Linked DNA regions of Homo sapiens: regions 2, 3, 4, 5, 6 and 7 are each linked to region 1. The links are chromatin loops, found by intact Hi-C in ENCODE. Cell type or tissue: IMR-90. All regions are shown on one strand.

Region 1 (4,000 bases):
GAGCTGGGCTAGAAATTCGAGTTGAATTACTTAGTTAATCGAATGTCTCAATGTAAAAAGAGTGTGGAAATACTGTTTTGTGGTAGCTTATTTCAGAGACAGATCTGCTTAGATCTCTGCTACCGTTTTTTCCAATTTCCTACCAAGAGTAAATTGGTTTTGCTCACATTATTGCTCTTTCTCACGTTTCAGTTGGTCTTACCAGAGAAAATGGCTCAATGCGGTAGCAATGATTTGGAGAATACCAATCCCTTGATTTAGGCGACAGGTTTTTGTTTCTTCTCACCCATTGTTCTGGATGCTTTTTCTTCTTTTTATAAACAGAACAGAACAAAAGACTATTGTTCTTAACGTGCACTGCATGTGCTAGTAACGTATAAGGGAAAATATAACAGGAGGGGTTTTCTTTTCCAGTTACATATTATACCACTGCCTAACAGAAGTGCTAGCAGCATAAAATGATGCAATAAACCTCTCTAACAGTAGCTGATTTGTATGCAACAATGACCATAAGGGTAACTCTTCAGCAAACCTGAATCTCATATATAATGCATAGCAGTTAATAAATCATAGTAAAATCAGATGGCTTAGAGCCAACAGTACCCACCTAGTAATGGAAAGGGGTGGAAAGATTTATAGAGAGACAGATTCTGTCTGGATTTTGCTTTTAGGATGCTCAGCAACTGCAGTGAAGTATCTGACATGGTTTCTAGCTAGGCTTGTATTCTGTTCATTCACTCCATCTTTTTGTCTGAAGATCTTTTGCATAGAGCTGCTACCCTTTTTCTTCTACCACCAGGTGGAGTGTTTTCTACCATTATTTAAGGTTTTGCACTTCAGACCAATACAAATCTTATGAGGAGAAAATGTTCTTTTTGAACACCTCATTTTTAAAATAAGTTTTTAGTGAGCTGCTTTCCTCGATCAAATGCATTCAGATAAATATACCTTGAAACCACTTCTCAAAACACTAATTTTGCTTTAAATAATGTCACATATCTTGACAGAGAAGCAGAGTTATATTTTTTGCTTTATACTTTCAGAACAAAGTGTTCTTAGATGTGCTTATTGGATCTCACTGCCAGTGTTTTACTGGCTCTACCATGTGAATCTTAAAAATGCAGAATTTGCAAATTTGTCACATGTCAAGGAAAAGAATATTGAGGACAACATGTGCCATACAGATCTGAGAGAAGCATTTACTTCAAATCTGTTTCTGGTTATTGGTAGGTCTTGGCCAATTTCCGGTGCTGACATGGGCTATTGAGATGTGTGGCAAACATGTCACCTCAGAGTTAGAAATATTTGAACCTACTGAATTATGATCCTCTACAAATTCTTAGCATTAAAAAAAATGAAGATAAATTGCTGAAGTAGGGGTAGGTATAAGAAATTGTTAATGCTTCCACTTAGTTTTCTACATAATTGTCTATCATGTGCAGACTCACATTTTTATTTTAGATTAAAACTTTACATTTTTCATTTACTGCTGGATTTTGATGAAGTGTGGAACAGGGATCATCTTCCTGAATGCTCTAATACTCATGTACATATTTTCACTAAAAAACATCGTGTATCATACTGTCTCTTTAATGAGGTATGTTGCAATTAAAATGGATAAAATAGCATATAACATCTCAATCTTTTTTTTGTTGTCTAGAGCATTAGAATTTTTTCCTTCAATTATGGTAACCACAAGATGGCAGTAATTCCTTATTAAATGGATAATCTTCTCTGCCCTGGATAGCTGGATAGTGACTGACTCCTGGTAAGAGAGGAGGAAAATAAAGAGAAGCCCCTCTTTGCATTAAGGGTGAAAATAAAATGGCGCAAAGGTTGAAAATAATAGGAGTGGCCTAAAGTAGAGTAAAATGGTTTATCCTGATGTCATTAGGTTTTCAGATGGCAAAAATTTCAGGAGAAATTGTGTCATCAATCAGACTAATCCTCTAGCAGGCAATATTGTAAAATGAGTACTTTGATATAATCTGGGGATGTGACTAGTTTTATTTCTATGTGTAGTAATTAATTGCCTCGTGACTATAAAATCTTAGGCTTGTTTTGGCAGGTTTAATCCTTGGCTCTCATGTGATAGTGCTGCATTAATGACAGTGATTGTAGGCAATAGTTTGATAGTCAGGGATGGTTCACTGCAAAAACAATCCTATGTCCCTGAAATAAATATTAATTCAAAACAAAATAACTGGTGACAAAAATACATAATGAAGTGCCCTAACATTATATGTGCCCTAGAACTCTCTGTGCTTGAGGAACTCAGAACAGATCATATTTCAAGGGAATACTGGTGTATACAGGAGTATAGACAGCAAAGCAAATTGGAAAATAATAGAGGTTTTTTTTGTTTAGTCTCTAGAATTAGCCCCAATTGATAAAGTGATCTTTATTTTTGTGACTGTTAACCAACATGGATAAGATATTTAGAAATTGGATTTTTATAAATACAATCCAATTGAAAATTGGAGATTCAGTGTCATAAATACATATTTTAAAATTATATCAATCAGATAAAGCTGTATAATAGCAACAAAGCTAGGGGAAGCGATGGATCAGAAAGTTATTTATCACAGTGATTTGAAAGGCTAAATATGGCTATGGTCTGAAAAATACCACATAAAATCAATGTTTTTACTATTAGATAAATTGGATTAACTTTTACACATTTGATGGAAAGGAATTTTATTCATTTTTGTAGGTGCAAAATCTAGTTTGATCTCATTTTATATCAATAATTTCTAATTTCCTGCTGTGTATTATAATTCTGATTGTAGCATTTCAGAGTCGTGATAGATTTTCTTTGGGTCTACACATGAAAAGTAAAGGGTCAAGAGAGTTATATGGATGCTTCAGCCTCAAAATATTATTACTGGGCACAATATTGTATATTTAAATTTTGCAGAGAGACTAGATCTTAAGTGTTCTCGCACACACACAAAAAGGTAACTATGCAAAGAGATGAATATGTTAATTAGCTTGATTATGGTAATCATTTCACAATATGCACATATATCAAAACATCACACTGTACACCTGAAATATATACAATTTCTATTTGCCAATTATGCCTCAATAAAGCAAGAAAAAATGTTATTACTAAGAATATCTCAGTAATTAGAACAAAGGGGTATTTTGAAAACTAATCTTTATTATTTTAACTTGTTTTTTTTTGTATTATATATTTTGCTAGCATAAATCCAATGAATGAAAAATATTTATTTCTTTTCTTCCTCATCTTAAATTATCCCAAATGATCATTTGTAGGAGCAATTTGATGAAATTAACTGAATTTCTCATGTTAAATATATTGGCAGAAGCCAAATTTAGTTCTTATAAATATATAATATTTAAAATATATATATGGAAAGAGAAAGAGAAAGAGAGGAAGAGGGTGTTCGAATGAACCTTTTTCTTTTATCTTGCCTGTTTCTAAGCTTTAATTTATTTATGATATAATATTTTAGAGTATAACTTTGAAAATTCTGGAAATACTAGAAAAGTACATTTAAGTGGACACTTCCAAAGCTATGAAACTTTCAAAAAGGAGCAAATGAAGACTCAGAATCTAAATTTTTTTCTCAAAAACCCTTCTGATCATAATCATCAAAGCCTTAAAAAATATACTTTGATTTTAACATTAAAAACTGCAGAGGTGGCTGGCAAGATGTCCAAATAGGAACAGCTCCCATCTGCAGCTCCCAGCAAGATAAATGCAGAAGGTGGGTGATTTCTGCATTTCCAAGTGAGGTACCTGGCTTATCTCATTGGGACTGGTTAGACAGTGGGTGCAGCCCACAGAAGATGAGCCAAAGTAGGGTGGGGTGTCGCCTCACCCAGGAAGCGCAAGGGGTTGGGAAAGTCCCTCCCCTAGTCAAGGGAAGCCACGAGGGGCCGTGCTGTGAGGACCATGCTTTGAGGAATGGTGCATTCCAGCCCAGATACTATGCTTTTCCCGTGGTCTTCACAATCCGCAGACCAGGAAATT
Region 2 (4,000 bases), 490 kb after region 1:
CTCTCCCGCAAGGATACCAAATTAACAGCTACCTACACAGGAAACAAAACAAAACAAAACAAAACAAAAACACCTTTAAAAGAAAAAGAAATCAGGTGTGCACTCGCAGTACCTGGTTTTAACTTCATATCGCTGAAAGAGGCACTGAAGAGATGATAGAAAAGACAGTTCTGAAACCCCATGGCCACCCCTCTCCAACCTTTGGTAGTGGCAGCCGAGTGCCAAGAGCATCTGTGGGTGCTGGGGGAGGGAGATCACAGCAACGATGAGGCATTAAACTCAGTGCTGTTCTTTTAGAGCAAAAAGAAAAACCAGAACAAACTACCCGATGCTGGACCACGGAGGGAGCTTTTTTTTTTTTTTTTTTTTTTGAGACGGAGTCTCGCTTTGTCGCCCAGGCTGGAGTGCAGTGGCGGGATCTCGGCTCACTGCAAGCTCCGCCTCCCAGGTTCATGCCATTCTCCTGCCTCAGCCTCCCAAGTAGCTGGGACTACAGGCGCCCGCCACTACGCCCGGCTAATTTTTTGTATTTTTAGTAGAGACGGGGTTTCACCGTTTTAGCCGGGATGGTGTCGATCTCCTGACCTCGTGATCCGCCCGCCTCGGCCTCCCAAAGTGCTGGGACTACAGGCGTGAGCCACCGCGCCCGGCCGGAGGGAGCTTTTAAACCAACCATAGCCAGAAGGGAATCTTGGATCCAAGTGGTCTGAACTTGAGTCCTGCAAACCTCATCATCAAAGGCTACAGCACTCTGTGTCTCCAAGTAAGCTTGAAAAGCAGCCTAGGCCATAAGGACTGCAACTCTTAGGCAAGTCTCAGCACTGAACTAGACCCAGAGACAGTGGACTGAGGGAGCATGCAACATACTGAGACACTAGGGCTAGGGCAGCCAAGGGAGTCCTGGCATCACCCTTCCCTTAGCCCAGACTGCACAGCTCATGATTCTAAAACAGACCCCTTCCTTCCACTTGAGGAGAGGAGAAAGAAGAGTGGGCAGAAGTTTGTCTTGCATCTTGGATATTAACTCAGCCACAGCAGGATAGGGCACCGGTCAGATTCCTGAGCCCCTTGTTCCAGGCCCTAGCTCCCAGATGGCGTTTGTAGGCATGGCTTGGGAACCCACTGCCTTGAAAAGACCCAGTTCTTCCAGCATCCATCATCTGCTAACTGAAGAGCCCTTGATCCCAGAATAACAAGCAGCAATACACAGGTACTACATCAAGGGCCTTAGGTGAGCCTCTGAGATTTGCTAGGTTTCAGGTGAGATTCAGCACATTACTAGCTATGGTGGCTATGGGGTAAAACTCTTGCTTGAGAAAAGCAGGGGGGAAAAGTAAAGAAAACTTTGTCTTGCACCTTAGGTACCAACACAGACACAGTGGGATAAAGCACCAACCAAGCTCTTGGGGTCCCTAGTTCCAAGAGTTGGCTCTTGAATGGCATTTCTGGACCTGCCTTGGGCCAGAAGGAAGTCCACTGCCCTGAAGAGTGAGTCCTAGGCCAGGCAGTATTCATAACAAGCTGACATAAGAGATCTTGAACCTTCAGGGAACATCTGCCATAGTCTGGCAGTACTCCTTGTGGCCTGTGTTGGTGGTGGCTAGGGGTAAGGCTCCTCCACCTAGGGGAGGGAAGACTGGGGAGGACTCTTTCTTGTGGTTTGTGTGTCAGCTCAGTCACAATACAATAGAACACCAGGCAGATTTCTAAGGTTTCTCACTCTAGTCCCTGATCCTGGACAGCACTTCTGGACACAGCTGGGGCTTGGAGGACCTCAACACCCTGAAAGGAAGGACACAGGCTGCTGGCTTTGCCATCTGATGATTGCAGAGCCCCAGGGCCTTGAGTGAACATAGGTAATAATCAGGGAGTGGTTACAGCAGGCCTTGGGCAAGACTCAGTGCAGTGCTGGTTTTAGGTCATTATAGTGGTGGTTACAGGGGTGCTTTTGTCACTCTACCCCCAGCTTTAGGTGGCTCAGAACAGAGTCAGAGACTCTGTATATTAGGGAGAAAGTAAGGGAAGAGAACAAGAGTCTCTATCTGGTAATCTAGAGAATTCTCCCAAATCTTGTCCAAAACCATCAAGGCAGTAACTCTGTGAGTCTGCAAGAACTACAGCATTACTGGACTTAGGGTGCCACCTAGAGCAGATACAGTTTAGATCACAACACCCAAGTCCTTTCGAATATCTGGAAAGCATTCCCAAAAAGCTCAGACAGTAAAGACTTCAATAAATACCTAACTGATCAATGCCTGAACACCAAAAAACATCACTAGCACCAACACCATCTAGGAAAATATGACATTGCCAAAGGAACTAAATACAGTACCAAGGACCAATCCTGGAAAAACAGAAATATGTAACTGTTCAGACAAAGAATTCAAAAGAGCTGTGCTGGGGAAACTCAAAGAGATTCAAGATAACACAGAGAAGGAATACAGAATTGTATCCAGATAAATTTAACAAAGACATTGACATAATTAAAAGGAATTAAGCAGAAATTCTGGAGCTGAAAATTGCAACTGGCATACTGAAGACTGCATTAGAGCCTTTTTTTTTTTTTTTTGAGATGGAGTCTCACTTTGACACCCAGGCTGGAGTGCAGTGGCATGATCTTGGCTCACTGCAACCTCCACCTCCCTGGTTCAAGCAATTCCCTGTGTCAGCCTCCCAAGTAGCTGGGATCACAGGTGCCCACCACCATGCCTGGCTAATTTTTGTATTTTTAGTTGCCTCATGGTAACCTCAAACCATACAATGGATACATAAAAAATAAAAAGATATGCACATGGATATACAAAAAACATATAGTGGACACACAAAAAATAAAAAGCAATAAACTAAATTATATCACTAGAGAAAATCACCTTCACTAAAGAAAGATAGGAAGGAAAAGAAGAAGAAAGAGAAGGCCATGAAACAACTAGAAAACAAATAACAAAATGGAAGGAGTAAGTCCTTACTTATCAATAATAAAATTGAATGTATAGGGACTAAACTCTCCAGTGAAAAGACATAGTCTGGCTGAATGAATGAAAAAACAAGACCCGTTGATCTGTTGCCTACAAGAAACATACCTGGATTAAAAATAAAAGGATGGAAAAGATATTCCATGCTAATGGAAATTTTTTTTAAAAAGAGCAGGAGCTCTTGTAGTCCCAGCTACTTGGGAGGCTGAGGCAGAAGAATGGTGTGAACCCAGGAGGCCAAGCTTGCACTGAGCCAAGATCGCGCCACTGCACTCCAGTCTGGGTGACAGAGCGAGACTCCATCTCAAAAAAAAAAAAAAAAAAAAAAAAGAGCAGGAAGCACTGTACTTACATCAGACAAAATAGATTTCAACACACAAAAACTATAAGAAGAGACAAAGAAGGTCACTATATAAAGATAAAGAGGTCAATTCAACATGAGGGTATAACAATTTTAAACATATATGCACTCAACTCTGGAGCACCAAGATATATAAAGCAAATATTATTAGAGCTAAAGAGAGATAGACCCCAATACAATAATAGCTGGAGACTTCAATACCCCACTTTCAGCATTGGACAAATCTTCCAGACAAAAAAGTCAACAAAGAAACATCAGACTTAATCTGCATAATGGACCAAATGGATCTAATATATAATTACAAAACATTTCATCCGAAAGTGGCAGAATACACATTCTTTTCCTCAGCACATGGATCATTCTCAAGGACAGACCATTTGTTAGGTCACAAAACCAGTCTTAAAACATTTTAAAAAATTGAAATAATATCAAGTATCTTCTTTGACTACAATAGAATAAAACTAGAAATTAATAACAAGGGAATTTTTGAAACTATACAAATACATGGAAGTTCAGCAATGTGTTCCTGAATGACCAGTGGGTCAATAAAGAAATTAAGAAGGAAATTGAAAACATTTTTGAAACAAATGATAATGGAAACACAACATACAAAACCTATGGGATTTAGCAAAAGCAGTACTAAGGGGGAAATTTATAGCTGTAAGTG
Region 3 (4,000 bases), 160 kb after region 1:
AGATAAATATGTTTAAAATGTTTTTTAAAAATAAAGTACCACCAGTAGAATTTATAAAAATTAAAAGCATATTCACTAATGCACTCAATACTTAAAAAGTTAGAAAAACAAAAGAAGTTAAAGCCAACAAGAAAGCATTAAAACAAAAGTATCAAGATATCAAAATGTTACAAAGTAGTCCCTTCTTGTCCGCAATTTTGCTTTCTGTGGTTTCAGTTGCCACAATCTGAAAATATTACATACAACAAGATATTCTGAGAGGGAGAGAGAGAGAGAGAGAGAGAGGGAGAGGGAGAGGGAGTGGGGGAGAGAGAGAGAGGCCACACTCACATAACTTTTGCTATATTGGTCTAATTGTTTTATTATTAATTATTGCTGTTAATCTCTTACGGTGCCTAATTTATAAATTAAACTTTTTCACAGGCATGTATATGTAAAAAAGACATAATATATCCAGTGTTCTGTACTATCTGTGGCATCGGGCATCCACTAGGAGTCTTAAAACATATCCCATAGATAAGGGAAAAGTATTGTATTATGTGAGAAAAGCAAACTTTGAAAAGAAATATATAGTATAGGCTATTAAATCCAAGAATGAAATTTATAAAATGTTAGTAGTAGTTTTCTTTGGTAGTAGAATTAGGAATTATTTTTTCTTTATAATTGTCTTTGTTTTATACCTGGAGCATAAAATTACTTTTATAATCAGAAAATAAGCTTTTTTTTCTCAAGAAAGAGAAGAAATGAATGTGACTGTCATTGTAGACTAATTCTAAACTTATGTGAACAGAGAAAGTAAGAATTGAGGAGATTTGAAGAGTTAAGAGTTTGAAGCAAAAATTTAGAGGTATATAAAAAGATAGACTACATATTTGTGGAGCAAGAAAGATGAGAAGTTTAGCTTAGATTTGCAGTTGAGTTTTTCTCAAAGACTTCTCCCTAGAGCATAACTTAAATGGAGAGAAAGCATGATTGGTTCTAATAAGATAATGAAATTTATAAAGTCTTATCTACTCCTTTTTTTAATGCTATAACACTAGACACATGGGCACACTCATGAGCTCATAAGAGACCTTAAGCAGCAAAGAAAAATACAGAGCCCTACCCACAATATAGTTTCAAATGGTGTTAAAACAAAACAAAATAAATAAAGTAAAATAAAAAATATTTTTTAACTAACTTCATCCTTTTGGGGGGATATCATATATTGAATTATTAGGGGAAAACATTCTGCCTTTGCTTTGCTAAAGCCTTGACAAGTATTTAGTAATCAAAACTACAATAACTTTGTGTTCTTTCCACAACCAAAATTTCTCTTACATGATTCACTTATTAGCATTAAGGTTTAAGTAACTGAACAAATAATAATTAAACTATGACTTACCACAGGTAATGTCAATTAACAATATTTAATATCTTAGATTAGCTTGAGTCATTGGTCAATGGGGAGTAATCTTGGAGAAGCTAAAGTTTTCTCATCATGACTGTGTTTTGGCCTAAAACTTATAAGCCACACAGAGCAAGCAGTACCTCCCCCACCCCTTCCCTTTTCGTGTTGATATGAAGCCACTGAAGTTTATGGATTCCTTCTGAAAAGAATCATCAAAGCCATTCCAAAGATAGAAAAGTGGGGGGCAGTGATTGAGGGCTGACATAAAATAACTACAGCTATTCTCTGTTCCATGGGGCTGCTTCTGACTCTCCTCTCAGGCTGAATGTTTTTAAACTTTCATCCTGCCCATATTGTTTTTGATGGATGTTCAGCCAACATTCATGTCTTCTGCTAAGTATAGGACCCTTGTGCAATTTACTTAATCTTTGTAAAACAATTAGATGAAATTTATTAAATTGTTCATTTAATCCTTCTACAGACTTTTATTTAGTGCTAAGTGCAAGGCACTGCACCAAGAGATGAGGTTATAAAGATAAATAGAACAAATCTCTGCCCTCATGGAGTTTACGGTCCAGTAGCACATGATTTAAAAAATATTTATATTCTACCACCTATTGTTTCATTACCTTGTCTTCAAATATTTTAGAGAAGGTAGGGAGGCAAGTGAGGCACACATTGGAATTTCCCACGGATCTCATCCTCTCTTGTCAGAGTTCTTTACCTGATATCTGGGAATAACGAAAGCCAGGTCTGGCCAAAAGAGAGCTCTGTCCGCCTCCAGGGGTCAGTCTCTCCTTGAGAATCCTTCCGAGAATTGCCTAAAGCCATTTCCAAGGATTGCAGATGTTCAAGTAGGAAGAAGCCTTCAAAAATTTTACTTGCATAGAGAAACCAGTTCTAAGTTTTCTTTCAGATCTGAATTGGATCTCAAGCAAGTACTTTCCTTTGATTGAGGTAGAGGGGCTTTTGAAGGCGTGTGTGATTTCTATGTTTACATGCACTTTCATATGTCTTTGAAACCTAGAAAAAGATATTTGCCTTAGGCCACTAAGGGAGTGAATATCACAAAAGGGATTAGAATGCTGTACTTTAAAACATCAGGTCTTGTATTGGGTTATTAGATCATACTTTTAATTCAAATAACATCACATATGTCCAATTCAAGTCAGAATCATGAAGGCGTATGACTGAAGGGGGAAAAATAATTGTCTTTAATGTAAACTGAATCTATTAGTATGGATTGAGAGATAACTGCAAGCATGTACACTCAATGTGGTAACATTCCAGCCCTACTAAGATACTGCTCAACAGTCACAGGTGTGTGCCTTCTAAGAGGTGCCTACTGATTAGAAACCCCTTCCTTCATTCTACCTTGTTCTGGAAACTCATTTAGCAATTAGCAAAATGAAAGCATTCTCTTTCTGGAATTTTGACTTCAGAAGAGGGAATTTAATTTACAAAACTGCCTGCAACTAATTAAAATGAGTAGTCACTGTTGGTTTGAAATGGATTACCTCTGGGAAAATCACACTTCAGATTGTCAAAAGAGGGTTTATATCCTGATTCTGAAAAAACATCTCTCCATTGTTCAGTAGACTGATGCTCTTTCAAATTAATGGAATCTGAAACCTGAAGCCACACACAGAAGATGATTGATACTGGAAGGTTAGTTTCATACAGAGATGTTTTACTTCAGAATATTTTAAGGCTCTTATTTCTTATTCCATTCTCTCCCCAAGTCTTTTGATTTTGAAAAATTATTTTCATTGTGTAATTGTGTATTAATTAATTAATTAAATTGTGTAATAGTCAATGAAATGAAATTCTGTTTTATATTTAAATTAGTTCCAGATGTAAAATATTTTTTAGCTCACCAAATATTTATGTGTACTGAACATTTTCACGAAGACTCTACACACTTAATCAATTTTGTGTTAGTTTCAACCTGATATTACTGTGTGTGTCATAATCAGAGGATGCACAGCAATAATGCTCCCAGGTTTCAAGCAAATCTCTATATGCCTGAATGCTATAGTATTTTAAAGCAAACAATTTCATTTAATTTGGAATTTCATTTTTATGACATGGAAATATTCTATGGACTCCATTTTCTTTCATTAACTAACTTGAATTAATTTAGTCTAATTATAGTAAAATAGGCCTATTACCATTATCTTCAGAGAGTTGATAACAAGAAGTGTTCACAACATGTCTGTTTATGTAACTAGTACTCAATTTTTTTAAGGAAGTCAATTAACTTCTGAATAAATAGGATTAAGAAATAATAAAAATTAAAGGAATTCTGTGTTCAAATATAAATATCATTAACCTACTGCTCATAAATATAATGGCAATCTAAACAAAAAAAGTTCCCTCAAATTTGAATGGGGATAGATGACATAAAATTAAGTGAATCTCAACAATGCAAGAAAATGAACAAGGGCAGCATGTCATATTTTGGACTTATCACGTCAGTAGATTCAGAAAGAAATTTCTAATTTAATTCTTCTCTTGGGAATACTAGGTTATACTATATGACCAAATTTGTAAACTTTACACAAAATTTTGAATTTCTGAAGAGACTTGAACTCTTGGAACCACAGAAAA
Region 4 (4,000 bases), 670 kb after region 1:
CTGAAACAGCACCCTTTCATCTCTGACAACTGTTTTTCTAGCTTTTTCCCCCATTAAGAAATATGCTTTTCAGCACTGATTGAAATCTCACTGGAACACTATTCAAAAAATACTGACTGTACCTTGTGTTCCTAATCCTTATCTTTTCTCCATGAATGTTAAGATAGACTTGTAATGATGGCATTTCATTCCTAGAGAAAACAATTGTTTAAAATAAAGAGTTTTGGGGAAATTAAAATATTGCGTTTTCTCCATTGAATGTTATGGTCATGTAGGTGATTCCAAATTTTGAATTGAGCATCGAAACAATTTGCTCCTGACGTGATGTATTCCTCAGGAAAGTTCTCTGATTTTAGTCTAATAAGCACTAGTGAGCACACACGTGCAATGATCTGTGATAAGGGCAATCATGAGGATTCCTTCTGATTTACATTATTTCTAACATAAACAGATTGCCTCGATTGAGGTAATTATTTCTAACTAAATAGAATGAATTTTATCAGATATTCAGGTTGTAATTTGCATATAATAAAGTTTTTTAAAATGTTGCCTCAGGCAATAAAAGCAATATTTATTGACTTAAACAAAAGTAAAATATTTTTTCCACAGCACAGATTTTTTATTGCAGATAGTAAAAATTTCATGTTCAGAATTTCTTAAAAATGTTATTTCAGCAAGATAGCCCATTCAGTGTAAACCATATCTACATAAAATTAATTGGAACATGCTTTTTTTGAAAAACAATTATTTCATAATCATCTAAGTACTTTATTAAATATTATTTAAAATTAAAACTGAAATCATATAGATTCATAAAGAGATTTCAGTGGTATCTTTATTATATATTAAGAAAATGAAATACTTGATGTCAATATTTTGCTGAAAAATGCAGCTTTTCTTCATGATTATACATGCTTCTCTTTTTAATTATTTGATTCTTTTCCTAAGCAAATTTAAAATCAACCATCTTTGTTATACCTAGATAGTTAGACAAACCTTAAATCATTCTCACTAAATATTGTTAAATATTTTGTTAGTTAAGTTATATTTCAAATTCTGCTGCATTTCTCAAGTTACAAATAAATTTCATGATTCTCACATTTTATAGATATTGATAATATGTAAGAAATCTACTCATTTTAATTAGACACAGTGTGACTGAAAAGCTAAAAAGAAAAATGCTGGTAAGTAAAAGATCAATTTCAAAATCGGAAAGACAATAAAATAAACAGGTGGAAATATTCCCCATTTTAAGTTGCAGTATGTAGGAAATGCTTTTCTTTTTAGGAGAAACTTTTTAACAGGTCCTATTACTGCTAAAGTACAACAGAAATCAAATGTGTTAATCTCTAACACACTATATTTTTTATGTATGTAAGTTGTGATTCACAGAAATACTTTTGCCAAGGCAATAAAAATACCCAAGAATAATTTAGGATAAACACAAGTTTTCATTACTTTTCAGTAATTTCACTGACATCATAGATAATGTGTGACCAGTAGAAGGCACTGTTACAATAAATATATACATACAGCTGCTCATTTACAAACTGGTTGGACATTCTGATTAGAGTTTTACCAACTTTTTACAGCACAAATATTCTTTTCATGTAGACATTAAGTTATAAATTTGTCCTGTAAATGTGAAGAAAAAACTCATTGTGTAACTCTTTCTTGTGTAATTTTCAGTTGGATTTCAGCCCATTTACAATTTTATTACCCTCATTTTTAATTTAATTCATAAAAAAATTATGTGGTCACACTTACCACCCTTAGCACTGCATTTAAGGAATGTTGCTCTCTTGAGAAAGAACTCAGACTGTTGCAGGATTAGACATAGATTCATGTAGACCTTGCTTCAAAACAAGCTTCTGATTTCATTCTTTTTAACCTTTAGAGGTTTGATCATAATTTGCTAGAGCATGCAGGCATGGTCTTTTAATGGAACTGCTTGGATGTATAAAAACACCTCTAATTAAATCTCTGTGAAACATACCACTAACAATGTTGTTTAGTTTGTGTTCGTATACAAAAGCTCTTGAATACCTCTCCAAGTTTACAAAATCCACGTTAAAGGAGCCAGCATTGCAAAAAAATGTTACGGCATATGTTTGGATTTTTGTATTTCAGAGTCCTGACTACTTTATCTGAATTACAGATTTAGAGCTTTGTTATGTGTGATAGTTATGATAATATGATCACTAAAGGCACAGAGACAGGGAGACTCAAATCCCTTTGAAAATCCCTTTCTCTATTTCCTACAGCTGCTGCAGGAGTTTAATATCTGATAGAATGATGAAAAAGAACAGGCCGAACTCCAGTTTTAATAAAAATTTTAACAGGTCTACATATAGTTATGAAAAATGTTATTTGCAATGCCGATTTTTAATAAAATTTTCTTAAACCAAAGAAAAAATCCTCAAGGGGAACCTGATATGAATGTGTTTTTCATATGTACTATTTAAGGCTCTTTAAAGGTTATGAAAGTGATTGATAAAATAAGTTCTATTCTATACAACACAAACCTAAACGTACTTGCACTTTTGCATTTTAATCAAATAAATAAGCAAAGCTTTCATTTTGTGTGTTGGATCAGAAACAAATATTATCATATTGTGTAGTCAATTTTTATTCTTAGCAAGAAAAATTCATATTATTAAATGATGGCATTTTTAAACAAGTCAAAGCACTGCTAACACACACATTAAAGTAGTCTATCATCTATGAATGTATGATACTAAGAAATAATACATTCTCATGAAATTGGAATTGTGCTTCTTGTGTTTTTTGAATTTAAGAAATCATATGAAGTTTGAAGACTTTTTCTTCACAAGAGAAAATAAACACATTAGGTATGACAAAATGAAATTTAATTTAACCCAAGAGCTTCATAACTTATAAAGAATCTCTCTATAAAGTAAAAACGTCCTAAATGAAGGGTCTCATATGCAGTGGCCTGTGTGGGTGCCCTGTACTGTAATTACCCATTCATCATGATAACACAGCCTGGAAAACAGTCATGAGATAACAAGGCCGGGTCCCCAAAGTATCTATGTTCACAAAAAATAGAAACAAAGTGTTTCTAGGAAATCAGAAAGACATTTTCATTTACCGATCTAATCTACAGCAACTACAAAATAGGAGCTCCTTGTAACTTCCAATATGCTAAACACAATCAAGGAGTTCAGTTTTAAGCCTTAAAATGTGTGAGTTGTTATTATTTCCATTAAAACCATTGCATTCTAGTAAAACACTGATTTTCTAGCAACACTGACCTTGTCATTGTTTCTGAAACATTTTGAATATCATAGAAAGACTTTTTAACACAATATGCCATGTGTAATATATTAACATTTTCTTTAAAAACTTGATAGACTTTTTGAATTTAAAACTAGCTATACTAACAGAAGACAGCCACTATATTCTTTACAGAGGAGCATGCAAACTGTAACCATAAAGCACAGTCTTTATTTTATCCCTAAATAAATATTCACTTTCGAAAACATTAAATTTATTATGCACTGAAATAAGGAAAGGAAAGCATTACCAATCTTATTATAATACTAAGAATTCCAAGGCTAGAATAATAAGCAATATTCTAAACCTTTGGCCCTCTTGTACATTTTACAACAGGAAATTGACAGTTGTGGATTCGTGTCTTATTCATAATCCTACCATTTAACCATTTTTAAAAAACAACTTTTACAGTTCTAGAACCAAAATTATTGATGTATTTTGTTTACTTGATATTTTTCTGTATTTTTAGTTAAAAGACATATTTTTGAATGGGGCAAAATGGGGGGCAGGTGATCTTAATCAGGGGATTTGAGAAAAACTGGTGGACTCAAGGTAACAAGAATGAAAGAAAGAATAATTCATTGCTGGGACCATTTTCCCCCTTGATTTCTGTATTGCGATTACAGCAGATTACCTCCAACCAAATATGATTTATCAGATACTTGTAGACACCCTTGATAAATTACACAACTAGGAGTGCAAG
Region 5 (4,000 bases), 1.6 Mb after region 1:
ATCTGATTCCAGAGCCTGTGCTCTTAACCACTACACTAGGCTATAGCAGGATCTCTGATAAGTACATCTTGGCTGATATGTTGAATTTTCCAGAACACAAGACAGTTGCCACTTGAGTGGTTGTGTAGTACCCATAAATGTGGTTAAATTTTTATCTACAGATGGTGGCAGATATTTTGTACATCTCAGAGAATTGGGACCTATTAGTCAAGTGGGTCTTAGGTCCTCCAGCCATGAAATGATAAGATTGAACTAGATAATTCCATAAAGTCCCCTTCAGCCCTAAAGTTTTATGACTCACTGATTTTGTACAACACAAACTATAACCGTACATAAAATGCTTTTCAATATTGATGATAATAGAGGAAGCTGTCCTACTTTCTAAGAAAACAGAAAATGAGCAGTGTGATGCCTGTGCCTGCACCCTAATGTAGTGTTAGTTTTAAAGAATTAAATGTATAAATGTTATTGTCTACAGTTTTTAATTGTTAACTTGAAATTATTAAAAGCACAAAATCTGAGGACCAGAAATTTCCTTCCAAATTAGGGAAGATATTGATTTTCTTTTATGACAGTTAATATTTTGTGGAAAATCAACTCAATGGAAGGCAGCAATGAAAAATTATAGTTATGCAGGCTATGGGGGGAGCATATAATATTAAACAAAGAGAGTGGAACGCAAAACCATATTGTGATTGATAAATAACACATATACTATGAAGGTGTATGGACAATGACTGGAATGGAACAAGGAAAACGTAAAAGCACTGATGTTTCAGAGCAATGAAATCCTGAGCTAACAGTAAAAATTGTACTGTTATTTCACCTTTTTTTTTTTTTTTTTTTTGACACGGAGTCTCGCTCTATCGCCCATGCTGGAGTGGAGTGGCATGATCTTGGCTCACTGCAACCCCTGCCTCCCAAGTTCAAGTAATTCTCATGCCTCAGCCTCCCGAGTAGCTGAGATTACTGGTGTGCATCACTACGCCTGTTACTTTTTGCCTTTTTAGTGGAGACGGGGTTTCACCATGTTGGCCAGGCTGGTCTCGAACTTCTGACCTCAAGTGATCTGCCTGCCTCGGCCTCCCAAAGTGCTGGGATTGCAGGCATGGGTCACTGCACCCAGCCTATTTCACGTTTTAAATGTAGTATGTAGAGGTACTATTTCATACATCTCATCTCAAGGAGACAGGCATTCCCCTGGGAGGTCTTAGAAAGAGGTTTCCAGTACCAAAGGAAAGACAGGGTCACCTGTAGTAGTGGGCCCCCCACAGGCTCAGGAGGAGCAGCATGACAAGCACCACCACGCAGACAGCCACCACGATGACCTTCTGCTGCTGCCCGTGGCCAGCGTGGCGCAGTTCCCACCACTTCAGGTCTCGGTACTGACATCGCTCCCCGATGTAGCCAACAACACAGCTGTGACAACACACAAACAGAGGTCATCAGAGATGCCTGGCCAAAAACGCTGATAGTTTTGACACTCAGTATTCAGCTGTCTCTCAACCTCTGCATTTCCAGACTCAGCTCTTTAGAAACATATAGAAAATCCATCAGGGGTCAGTTGAAAGCGCTATGATTTACAAGTTAATGCAGCATGGACTTCTCCCTTTCGTCTGTTTGCTCTGGGATTTATGGGGGATTATTTGCATACTGCCTCTATAAGGCATTACAGGACATTGATTAAAGATCAGTTTCTGTTAGGCTAAAATCCTGAGGAGCCACCTTTTAAAACCAACACAAAGCAACTCTGCCCTAAGAGCCAAGGGAGTTTTGGAAACAAATGTTTGGCCAGATTGCAATGAGTATAGGTGAAAGGAAAGGAGAATTTGAAGGCAGAGTTCCTCACTTGAAACCAGGCTATAAAAGAAGAATGTGTACAGTTTCTAAACAGAACACATAACCTAGTCTGCAGAGAAAACTTTTTTCCTTTAAAAAAAAAAATCACTACTAGTGCAAGGGAAGACCCAGTACAACATACATACAGGCATTTGCCTATTTTCTTCAATGAGAGAAAAAGCTATATGGAGGAAAAAGGGACGTTCACCTACAAACACCCTGCTGTCCCATTAGTGAAACTGTCACTAGAGTGAACTGCTGAACTTTTTTGAAGTAAATGAAGCAATGCTGCCATCTACTGGGAATGTGCATTTCTAGAAACAATTAAGATCTCAGGTAAACATCTGTATTCTATTATCCTTTGCAAAAGCATCAACTTTGAAAAACATCCTATTAAACACTCTGTAATGCCCACTTATTAAAAATTCCTCCCTTTGGTCCCTGGATCAACTATTTATTCATCCATGTCCCCACTTTATTCCAAAAGGACTTAACGGAATAAAAATACAGAGAACTGACACCAGTGCCCATAGTGAGAAGAGGCAGCATGGAAAAAACACTGGACAAAGCTCCAGAAGATCTGGGCTCTAGGCCTGTCTCTACCTTTAGCTGGTCAGAGGGACTGGGCAACTCACTCACAGAGGAAGGAGGGAAATGGATTAGTACTTGTTAACCATCTTGTGTGTTTGACATCCTGCTAGGCACTTTTACTTATTTTATTTTTGGTGGCATATTCCTGTATTATGGATAAGGAAACTGAGGCTCAAGGAGTTTGTACAACGTCACACAGCTATGAGTGACAGGTTTGACTCCAATGGTTCTCTGATTTCAAAGCCTATGTTCTTTCCACTATACCATGCTGCTTCCAAAAAGAGTTTTATGCTCTATTCACCTCTGAAAAGCTATCTTCTGGAACTAACCATGCAAGAGATATCAGGATCTGAGTGCAAAAGCATAAAGGACCATCATTCTTGCAGGCTTTCTTGGATGCTGTTTTAATTCTAGCTATCTTTGGTTACAGCCATTTACTATCAATGCCTAGCAGCACCACTTTTAAACTGTTGGATGTTAATGGGCCACACCTCTGATCCTTTCAGAAAGTCTGGGGTCTTGAGGAATATGTCAGTCCCTTAGCCAAGAGTCCTGGAGATCCAAGTCAGCTGCAATAGTAGAGCCTCACTGAGTCTTATAAGGCCCAGAATAGTCATTCAGCATTTTCCAGGGTGGGAGGAGGACACAGGATACTAGTTCTTTGGTTATGAATTAGTTCTTCTGTTAAACCAAACAAAAGATTCTGTGGCCAAATAAGTTTGCCTTTCCATAGCCAAATAATTTTGAGACATTCTAGACTCAATACAGATAAACAAGGCTTATTTTATTTTATTTTATTTTTTTATGGACAGGGTCTCACTCTGTCTCCCAGGCTGGAGTGCAGTGGTGCCATCACAACTCATTGCAATCTCAGCTTCCTGGGCTCAAGCGATTCTCCCACCTCAGCCTCCCAAGTAGCTGGAAATACAGATGTGTACCACCATACCTGGCTAACTTTGGGAGGCCCAGGCGGGCGGATCACGAGGTCAGGAGATGGAGACCATCCTGGCTAACACGGTGAAACCCCATCTCTACTAAAAATATAAAAAATGGTGGCAGGTGCCTGTAGTCCCAGCTAGTCTGGAGGCTGAGGCAGGAGAATGGCGTGAATCCGGGAGGCGGAGCTTGCAGTGAGCTGAGATTGCGCCACTGCACTCCAGCCTGGGCGACAGAGCGAGACTCCATCACAAAAAAAAAGAAAAAAAAAATTTGGTAGAGATGGAGTCTCACCATGTTACCCGGGCTGGTAAACAAGACTTTTTAATGTGTTGTGGTATATACTATGAATCAAGAATTGAGGGCTAGACAGAAGATTAGAAATTATGGTTTGGGAGTTACGCAGCTGGAGGCTACAAGATTCTGAACCTCCCTATACTGCTCCTAAGATCAATGCTTGAGATATTCTGTAGACCCTGCACTTGATGGATCAGCTGACACCACCCGGATCAATTAACTGGCTCATCTGAAGTTATGGCCCCCACCCAGGAACTGACTCAGCGCAAGAAGACAGCTTCAACTCTCTGTGATTTCATCCCTGACCCATCAGCACTCCTGGCTCACTGGCTTCCCC
Region 6 (4,000 bases), 350 kb after region 1:
AATATCTTAAAACAAAGTTTCATAATTTTTGTAATATATATTTACAGACACATATATATGTATATGTATATGTATGTATGTACATACGAATATAAGACTTGTTCCTAAGGTTTTTCTGCTCATAAATAAATACACAGGGAAAAGGGAAAGCTCTTTCCAATAAGAGAATGATATTATCATTCTATGAAGCTGTATCAGCTTTTTGTCAGTTAAAATTTGCTTATTGTATTTTTTCTTCTTATCATCATCAGCACTTTATATTACATAACTGGATGAGACTTTTTCCCTTCCACCTGACATTCACTTTTTAAAATAAAATATCCATTATGTTCACAATTATGATTATTGATAAATTTGGAAAAAATCCCACCATGTGATTTTATGCTTTCTAATTAATAAGCTTTTTTATTAATGCACAAATCTTTTTTAATCTTCTACTCCATCACGACTTTCCATTTAATTAATAAAGTATTCTTACATCCTTTTACTCTACTTGTATTTTTAATTTTTAGACATTTCCCTATATTTTTAACATGCACACTTGACTCAACGAAGCAAAGGTTTGAGCAATGCTATTTCTCTTCTCCTGAATAACACAAAGGCCCTAAGTGCCCTATTCACAATAAACCACCCATTTTACACTTTAATATTTTATAGTATTGGTTGTTATTGCTTTAGATAATCAATATCTATTTATATAAATCTCAAGTTTCATCAGTTTTATTACTCACGAAGGCTTTTCATATCCTGCTCCTTCTTTCTAGGAGTTTTCTCCCTCCTGAGGTATACCTTTTAGTTTTACTTCTAATAAATGTTGGAGAGTAGTATGTTCTCTTTTTCCCAGATTCAAAATAATTTTATTTTGCTCTTACTCTTGAATAATAGTTCAGATTGGCTGAGTATGCTAAGAGTTGTTTCCCTTTTTAGCACTTGGAAAATCCGATTATTATTAAAATTTTTCAGTGTTGTTTTGCTGCTGAGAATTCTGCTGCTATTCTAATTGTCATCCCTTTGTAGTTTATCTCTCTTTCTTCTGTTCCCTTTAAAAACCTATTTGTTTTTAATGTTCTGCAAACATGTATGTCACAGATGGGGATTTACTTATATCTATCCAATACTAGTCTTATTGTCCTTTTTGAATCGATGACTGATGAATCCAATGTCTTTAGTAAATTTTGGAAAGTTAACAGTCATTTTCAAATATTGTCTCTTCCCTTTTATTGCTGTTTTTTCTGTTCTCTGATACTAGCAGTATTACGTGTACTATCTTTTTTGTACCACTAGTATCAGTATTATTTTATCCCCCTTTTCTTCTATACTCCCTTTTAAACTTTCCCTTTATCTCTCTTTGCTACAATGTCAGTTGCCTTCTCAAATCACTCATTCGTTTTCCTAATTCATTCTTCAGATGGTTCTGATCCCTTGTTAAGCATTTTCATTAGTATTTCTATGTCACTGAGTAACATGTTTTATTTCTAGAAGTTCTGTTTCCTCTCTCCACCCAAATCTTTTTCATAATGTCTCCATTTTTTTAAGGAAATCTTTTATATCTATCCTAAATTATGTAAGACATTTCCAGAACAATTTTACTTTGCTTCTGCCGGGCATCACTATCCAGAGACCATTTCTTGAGTATTTTTGTACATGTTTTAATTTGGAACCATGTGGTAGTGTAAAATCAAAGAATGTGGGGGTATAAATTCTCATTGGAGAACTTTTTCCGTCACCATAATCTGTTATAATTTTCCTTTTTAGTACACTGGCCATATATTTTCTAGCCCTCCTTTTCAGTGTCTTTGCAGCCGCTTGATGCTCTGAATTTTATGCAGTTTTCAGTTACATTTTCTTATGCCGCGGCAACTCCTTGGCTGAGTATGAAAATCCAAGGCTCTTTCTCATTGAAAACGCTGCATATCCCTACCCCACCACCAGGCGGCAGCATTAACATCAGCTCAAGTGCTTGTATTTGGATTGCAGTTTCTTCAAAATTTGGAATGAGGATATTTTGCTTTCCATAGCTCAGGTATATGATTAAAATAAATCAAATATATATTTCATTCACTTTACATATTTAAATTGAGATAAATATATCTTATGTAAGCCTGCTGTTTTTGTTTTTTATTGCTTGTTTTGTATTAGTTTTTCCCAGGGATTTTCCCTATTTAGGTGTTGTGCTCATGGGTGCTACACACATATGCACATCCAGCTCACTAGAAATTCATTTCGGATGAATACATGTGTCAGAAATTGACCTCAGAAAGGGGACACACACCTCCTGTTCCAGAGAGGCAGAAAGAGGCTTTTTACCTTCAACAATTGGCATGAATAACAAGGGTGTATTATGGTTACCTTCAGAACAGAGAATCAGTCAATCAGCCCACACATTTATTGAGTGTTCAACTTCAAATAAATCCCAACTTTAGAAACAGTGTTCATGAATTCCTAATACATCACTCTTCTTGTAATTTGTATATAAATTTATAGGCTAAAAGATTTTTTACAAATGATATTTTCTCATGAATATGGTCATTGTTTTTCCCTTAATGTGTCTGAACTTATATGGTGTTTATCAAAGAGATCACATTCACAGTAATATGTTTTTGATTTTTAAACTCTTATTTGTAAATGGAAAATCAGAAAATATTTAGCCTAAAGCACAGTCTTTTGGTGGTAAGTTGTATTATTTTATCTTAATCCAGAAAAATATAAAGCCCAGTATGCAGCATAGGTTATACTGAAAATATAAATAGCTTTTAGAATAACTGCTAACAAGCAAATTAGCTACAGAATGGAATGGCAGCAGATCAATAATGACAGTAAAACTACAGAGTTCTTGCTGATCTCATATTTTCTGTGAATGCAAACTGTAAAAGAGGTCCCCAAAGGCCTCCAACAATAACCTACAAAGAATGAGACACAAAGGGTATTGAGCATAAAGATAGTTCAATTTCCCAAGACGGCCAGCTCTTGTCACATCAAACCACCTATTAGTCACAAACTCATACAACTAAGAATTCTCTGGCCTCCTGAGATTGCCTGTCATCTTGAAGGAGATAATACCAATGAAAGGCACCAGCTTCTTCTGTAACATGTTTAGTTTAGTGTTTTCAATACATCAAGCTATTTATGATGTTGCTATCACATATAAATAAGGCTCTATATTTTTAGATTGGAAAATGACACTAAGGTACTGGTAAATGGAAAAGAAAAGGTAAACAAAATAAATGTGAAAATAATGTAACATGCCAAAGCCAAAAAGCATCCTTATATTATTTCATATATCTTTATATTATTTAGAATTACCTCCAAAAGGTATTAATCAAAAAATAAGATAAAATCTGTCAGAAATTTAAAAGTTTAGAATGTATAAAGTAACTAAAAAGTAGTCTAATCCTCTTGTTTAACAGCATAATACATGAGGTTCCTGTAGTCCCAGCTACTTGGGAGGCTGAGGCAGGAGAATCGCTTGAACTCAGGAGGCGGAGGTTGTGGTGAGCCAAGATCACGCCACTGCACTCCAGCCTGGGCGACAGAGCGAGACTCCATCTCAAAAAAAAAAAAAAAAAAAAGAGGCTCAATGAATTTCGGTAAGATAGATATGGATACATAGCAGGTTAATAGTAATAGAGGGATAGAACTCTCAAGTCAATGTTTGAATACCTTTTAGAACTATTTAATGTATACATAATACTAAAACATTTATAATAAATATTTCTGATAAATCATTACACATGTACAGGCGATATGATGCAATAGGTAAAGCAACAAACTTGTTTGTGAATCATCATCTTTCCAGAGAGTATTGAGTAGCTATGACGTGCCAGGTTGTGAACTAATGCTGGAGTTCTAAACATGATACCTTTCCTCAAGAATTACCTTAATGGGAGAATGCAAATAGGTGTTTCACCTTGGAAAATAATTGCTGAGTTTGGTAACGGCAGAATGAACAAGGTACTACGAGAGTGCAGAGGAGGGACGTGTAAATTGCACATTGAAAGGA
Region 7 (4,000 bases), 1.0 Mb after region 1:
TGGGTAGCAGTTATACCAGAGCTATTTCTCCGTCCTTGGCGGGCAGTAAACCCTCCAAGAACGTTTGCCCTGCTCTCCTCAGTCTCGCTCAGTCCACCCAGTGTCTCTCCTCTGCGATCTTAAATCATACTTTAGGGTAATTATTTGTAGTAAGTAAATAAATGGCCGGGTTAGTATCTCTAGGAGAAAGTGTGGCTAAATATGGAAAAGTGGCTCCTGATGGATGAGAGGCCCGAACTCAGCTCGCTCCTGAAACACCCTAGGCCAAGAGCCCGTTCGTTTCAGAATTACAGAAAACCGAGGGAAACTGCTGTCTAGGACAGGGGCACGTTGGCGCTGATGTTCTACAAATGTTTACCGAGCTCCAACTAATGGACAAGCACTGAAGGGTGGTCTTTGCATACAGCTTCCCAAAGAGAAAAGTCCTCTCCACCCACCCACTCCCGCTGCCATTGCGTTCAGATGAGTTCTTAACCCCGGCACCGAGATTCTTGAAAGTAGGTCCACAGCCTCCCCAGCACACTGTGGCTTTATAGTCCTCTAACCTCTGGGCACTTTTGCGGCAACTCTGGAGGGAGATCCCCTCTTGATAAATAAATGTCCTGGGCCCGAGGCTAGGCTGGAGATGCTGCTGCACAGCCAGAGGCTGTCAGGTCGGAAAAACACGCCTGAAGCCTAGCACACAGTAGGCGCCTAACAGCTAGTGTAACGTAGTCTCATCTGAGCCCTGCTCACTCGACGGCCGCCGCTTCTTACAGCCTTCCTTCTCTTCTGTTTTGCAGATAACGGGGAATGGAGACCAACTGCCGCAAACTGGTGTCGGCGTGTGTGCAATTAGGTAAGAACCCCCTTCTCCTGCCCGGGTCATCGGACGGGAGGCCGCGCCACGTGAGGGCGGCAAGAGGGCACTGGCCCTGCGGCGAGGCCCCAGCGAGGGGCGCTTCCCCGAGGGGCCAGCCTGGGCAGGAAGGAAATCAGAACCAAATCGCCAGTGGCCTCTCCCTGTGGCGGGGCGGTGGACTAGGAAGCAGCGGCGCGCTGTGTACCGAAGCCCCCCAGCCTACTCCTCCCGGCTGGAACCGCCGGCAACCGGGGAGGCGCAGAAAGAGTACGCCATCCTGCCCCGGGTTGCCAGAGGGTCCGGGGGACGGGGATGCCGTCAGCTCTTTCCTCTAACTGGGTCTTTGCTCTTTGTCCCTCTTTCTCCTCCGGCCTGCCTCGCCCCTCCCCCTCCTCCCGTCCCCGGCTCCTTTCGGCCGCGGTCCGGGACGCCTCTCTCCGCACGTGGGGCGGGCGCGCGCGTGGCCCAGGCGTGCAGCCGGCGGCCGTTGAATGTCTCTTCTCCAAAGACTCCGAAATCAAAAAGGTCGAGTTCACGGACTCTCCTGAGAGCCGAAAAGAGGCAGCCAGCAGCAAGTTCTTCCCGCGGCAGCATCCTGGCGCCAATGGTAAGGCCGGGAGGGAAGCGCAGGCCGCGCGCTGGGCACCCGCCTCCGGGACTCTGGGCCTCGGGCGAAGCGCAAGAAGGCGAGGCCGCCAGACCTGACGCGCCTGCTGCTTGAACTTAGACACTCCGCCTCTGGGTGGGACGGGAAGCAGCCGTCCCAGGGACGTTAATTCCTTTCCCCAAATTATACTGCACTCCTGAGACCCAACACCTCTCTCTCCCTCTCGCTCGCTCCCTGTGGTCTGATCCCCTGCGCACGCTCCAGCAAACCTCGGCGTCTAGGCTGGCGTGGAAAAGTGGTCCAACAGCGACCTCTGTCGCTCGTTATATCCCGCTGCGCGCAGCACCACCAGGGCCCACTCAGTCACTCAGGCTCTCAGCCACGCCCCACCCAGACTTGTGGGTGCGCGGTTCATCGCGGGAGGCAAGCAAGGGAAACTTGAGTTGGCGAAGGTTTGCTTTGGCTGGTTGGGGGAGGGGCGGGGGGCCGACAACATCCCTGAAGAGCTGGAGGGCAGCCACTGTGCTTAGCAGCCCAGGGTAGAATGGAGGTTTGCCCCTGTCGACGCGAACCTGCCTGAAGTACTGGTTGCCAGGCCTTGGGTTTTGGCGATGTCGTTGCTTGATTGGCTGGTTTCACTCTGGAGGAATCGAGGGACATTGCCAGAGGAGGTCTACAGGCTTATGTAAAAAGTTAAAAAGTCTCCAACCTACGCCACAGGCCTTTCCTGAATTGAAACTTGTTCTATGGGGCGGAGGGGGGGGTGTAAGGGATGGAGGAGGGAAGATGCCTTTCTTTTCAAATACATGGAAAAAAACCCCTCAAATTTACTGTTCCTCTATTTTCCTGGCTCCGTAGTAAATAAGTGCCTAGCCTTAGGAGGCTATTGACCTTTGATAATGTGAGCAGATAAAGCCCCCCCCCCCCCACAGCCCTCGGCCCCTAACCCCCTCTTTCCGGATTAAAGTGTAAGAATACAAATGTAATATGGGATGGAGGGGGGCGATTTGGGACCCCGGTCAAAAAAACAAACCGTATTACTAAGAAGAAAACAAAGGTCTTGCATTGGAGTTTCCCCGTGAATCTGAGAGAAAATGATCATTTGTTGAAATGAAGCGTCTAAAGCGATCCAGTGCTTCACGCCCGGACACTGCACTACACCGCCAGTCGCCCTGCTGGGCCAGTTAAACGCTCACTTGTCCGGGATTAACCCCATGGGGTTAAATGGGGGCAATGCAGAGATAACGTCGCGTGATTTCTGTCATTTAGATTGTGTTAAATTCTTCTTCTGTTTGATAATCGGTAGTAAAAATAAATTATTAGACCGTAGTATGTTTGGGATATGGTTAAAAATCAAGAGCAGCGATGACTTCTGGGGAGAATGCTTTGCGCGGGCTCAGCCCTGGCTCCGGCCAGACTAGAGGAGCTCCCCAATCTCGCTTCGCGCGGGGCGGGCTCGCAGTCGCCAAGCCGAGGCTGACATTTCTTATTGTGCTGGGAGCCAGAGAGACGCAAAATGTCTCCTTCCCCCAGTCCCTACCCCAGGTTTCCTAGACATGGGGAATGCATTCTGAGGACAGGTGGAGAAGCCTACGGTAGGATGGGGTCCTCGTAGGTGAGCAGGAAACGGCTAAGAGCAGAGGAGTTCTGCTTGCGCCAGTCACAAGCCGCGCAGGCGCCCCTGGTCGTTCGCTTTTGATAACTAGCACATAAAGAACTAGAAATAATGAATGATTGCTTTCTTAACCATTACTTTCAGGCCCGCATTGTTTTAGTGCACGTGAAAGGCTCTTCCCCTACACTCAATATGTCTTTTTCTACTTTTTGACCGAAAAGAAAAATTGCTGCCTAAACACGTTTAATGCCATTAATTAAGAAAAGGCATGTAATGGGAAGAAATGCTGAAAATCTTGATTTAATTGGCTTTTAAGGAACTAGTAGACGACAAAAAAAAATCACACGAGTGGGCAAAGCTATAGCACTGCTGAAGGATAGAGCACCTATCCTTCCCTGATTTTAAGTTAACTTATGGAATATCCAAAGTCCTGGCCACAGCCTGCTTGTAAAACAAAAGGATTTATTTCTTGTGTTTTTTTAAAGTTTTTCTTTGCTTTTAAAGAGAAAAAAAGTTCACAATGACATATGACTTCTTCAAAAGGCCGTGATAGTCTATTACGCTACCCTCTCCGCCTCTGCCCCCAACGCCGCCCAAAAATACCATGTCCTCGTTAAAGACTAAACGTTCTGTATAGGCAGAGTCCACCTCTAAGCAGTCCAGGCTCTGCCTTCCTTCCCTAGTGAGTCCCATTCTCCTTGGTATCCATTGGGCGGATGCCCAGCCTGGATAGAACCCCGAAACGGGGGTAGCACGAGAGCGACTGGAGACCCCTAAAAGCCAGAGGTTTGAGAGAGGGTGGACGCAGCTAGCAGAAGATGGTGTAGAAGCCAGCTGAGAACGACCCCCTAGAGCAAAGAGACCTTTCTTTGGCTTTTCTTGCTTTGGGGGTCCTGAAAGGAACTCATAAAATGGTCTTCACCCTCAGGAGGAGGAC

What was found. Hi-C counts contacts between places; a loop is a spot of excess contacts. Peaks named below come from ENCODE experiments on the same cell type or tissue, not always from the same donor. Only the 100,000 strongest peaks of a DNase experiment are listed, where the experiment ranks them.
Region 2: it touches region 1 in a loop (11-fold over the local background); 11 of 110 quality-filtered maps call a loop at or near these places.
Region 3: a loop joins it to region 1, with 12 times the contacts of the local background. A loop is called at or near these places in 5 of 110 quality-filtered maps.
Region 4: it touches region 1 in a loop (4-fold over the local background); 3 of 110 quality-filtered maps call a loop at or near these places.
Region 5: it touches region 1 in a loop (20-fold over the local background); 17 of 110 quality-filtered maps call a loop at or near these places.
Region 6: it touches region 1 in a loop (3-fold over the local background); 9 of 110 quality-filtered maps call a loop at or near these places.
Region 7: a loop joins it to region 1, with 6 times the contacts of the local background. A loop is called at or near these places in 48 of 110 quality-filtered maps.

What each region holds. Positions count from the first base shown.
Region 1 is chr4:111,628,607-111,632,606 of GRCh38, reverse strand. It overlaps LOC105377366 (a long non-coding RNA gene), which reads right to left and starts at 437. Exons shown (of 6, transcript NR_188427.1): 1 at 203-437. In IMR-90, CTCF peaks have their summits at 775 (motif pointing right) and 1,695 (motif pointing right); no DNase peak of the experiment used is centred here.
Region 2 is chr4:111,134,779-111,138,778 of GRCh38, reverse strand. No RefSeq gene overlaps it. Among named protein-coding and RNA genes, the nearest start is that of MIR297, 280 kb to the right of the region's middle. In IMR-90, a CTCF peak has its summit at 2,141 (motif pointing left); no DNase peak of the experiment used is centred here.
Region 3 is chr4:111,473,371-111,477,370 of GRCh38, reverse strand. No RefSeq gene overlaps it. Among named protein-coding and RNA genes, the nearest start is that of MIR297, 610 kb to the right of the region's middle. In IMR-90, a CTCF peak has its summit at 2,144 (motif pointing right); no DNase peak of the experiment used is centred here.
Region 4 is chr4:110,956,989-110,960,988 of GRCh38, reverse strand. No RefSeq gene overlaps it. Among named protein-coding and RNA genes, the nearest start is that of MIR297, 98 kb to the right of the region's middle. In IMR-90, a CTCF peak has its summit at 1,514 (motif pointing right); no DNase peak of the experiment used is centred here.
Region 5 is chr4:109,997,098-110,001,097 of GRCh38, reverse strand. It overlaps EGF (epidermal growth factor), which reads right to left. Exons shown (of 24, transcript NM_001963.6): 21 at 1,252-1,419. Among named protein-coding and RNA genes, the nearest start is that of EGF, 86 kb to the right of the region's middle. In IMR-90, a CTCF peak has its summit at 2,131 (motif pointing left); a DNase peak (open chromatin) is centred at 2,127.
Region 6 is chr4:111,281,180-111,285,179 of GRCh38, reverse strand. No RefSeq gene overlaps it. Among named protein-coding and RNA genes, the nearest start is that of MIR297, 420 kb to the right of the region's middle. In IMR-90, a CTCF peak has its summit at 1,922 (motif pointing right); no DNase peak of the experiment used is centred here.
Region 7 is chr4:110,629,791-110,633,790 of GRCh38, reverse strand. It overlaps a transcript of PITX2 not described here. Among named protein-coding and RNA genes, the nearest start is that of PITX2, 8.7 kb to the right of the region's middle. RefSeq lists an enhancer at 962-1,474. In IMR-90, a CTCF peak has its summit at 1,763; a DNase peak (open chromatin) is centred at 1,750; H3K4me3 peaks cover 392 bases; H3K27me3 peaks cover 3,188 bases.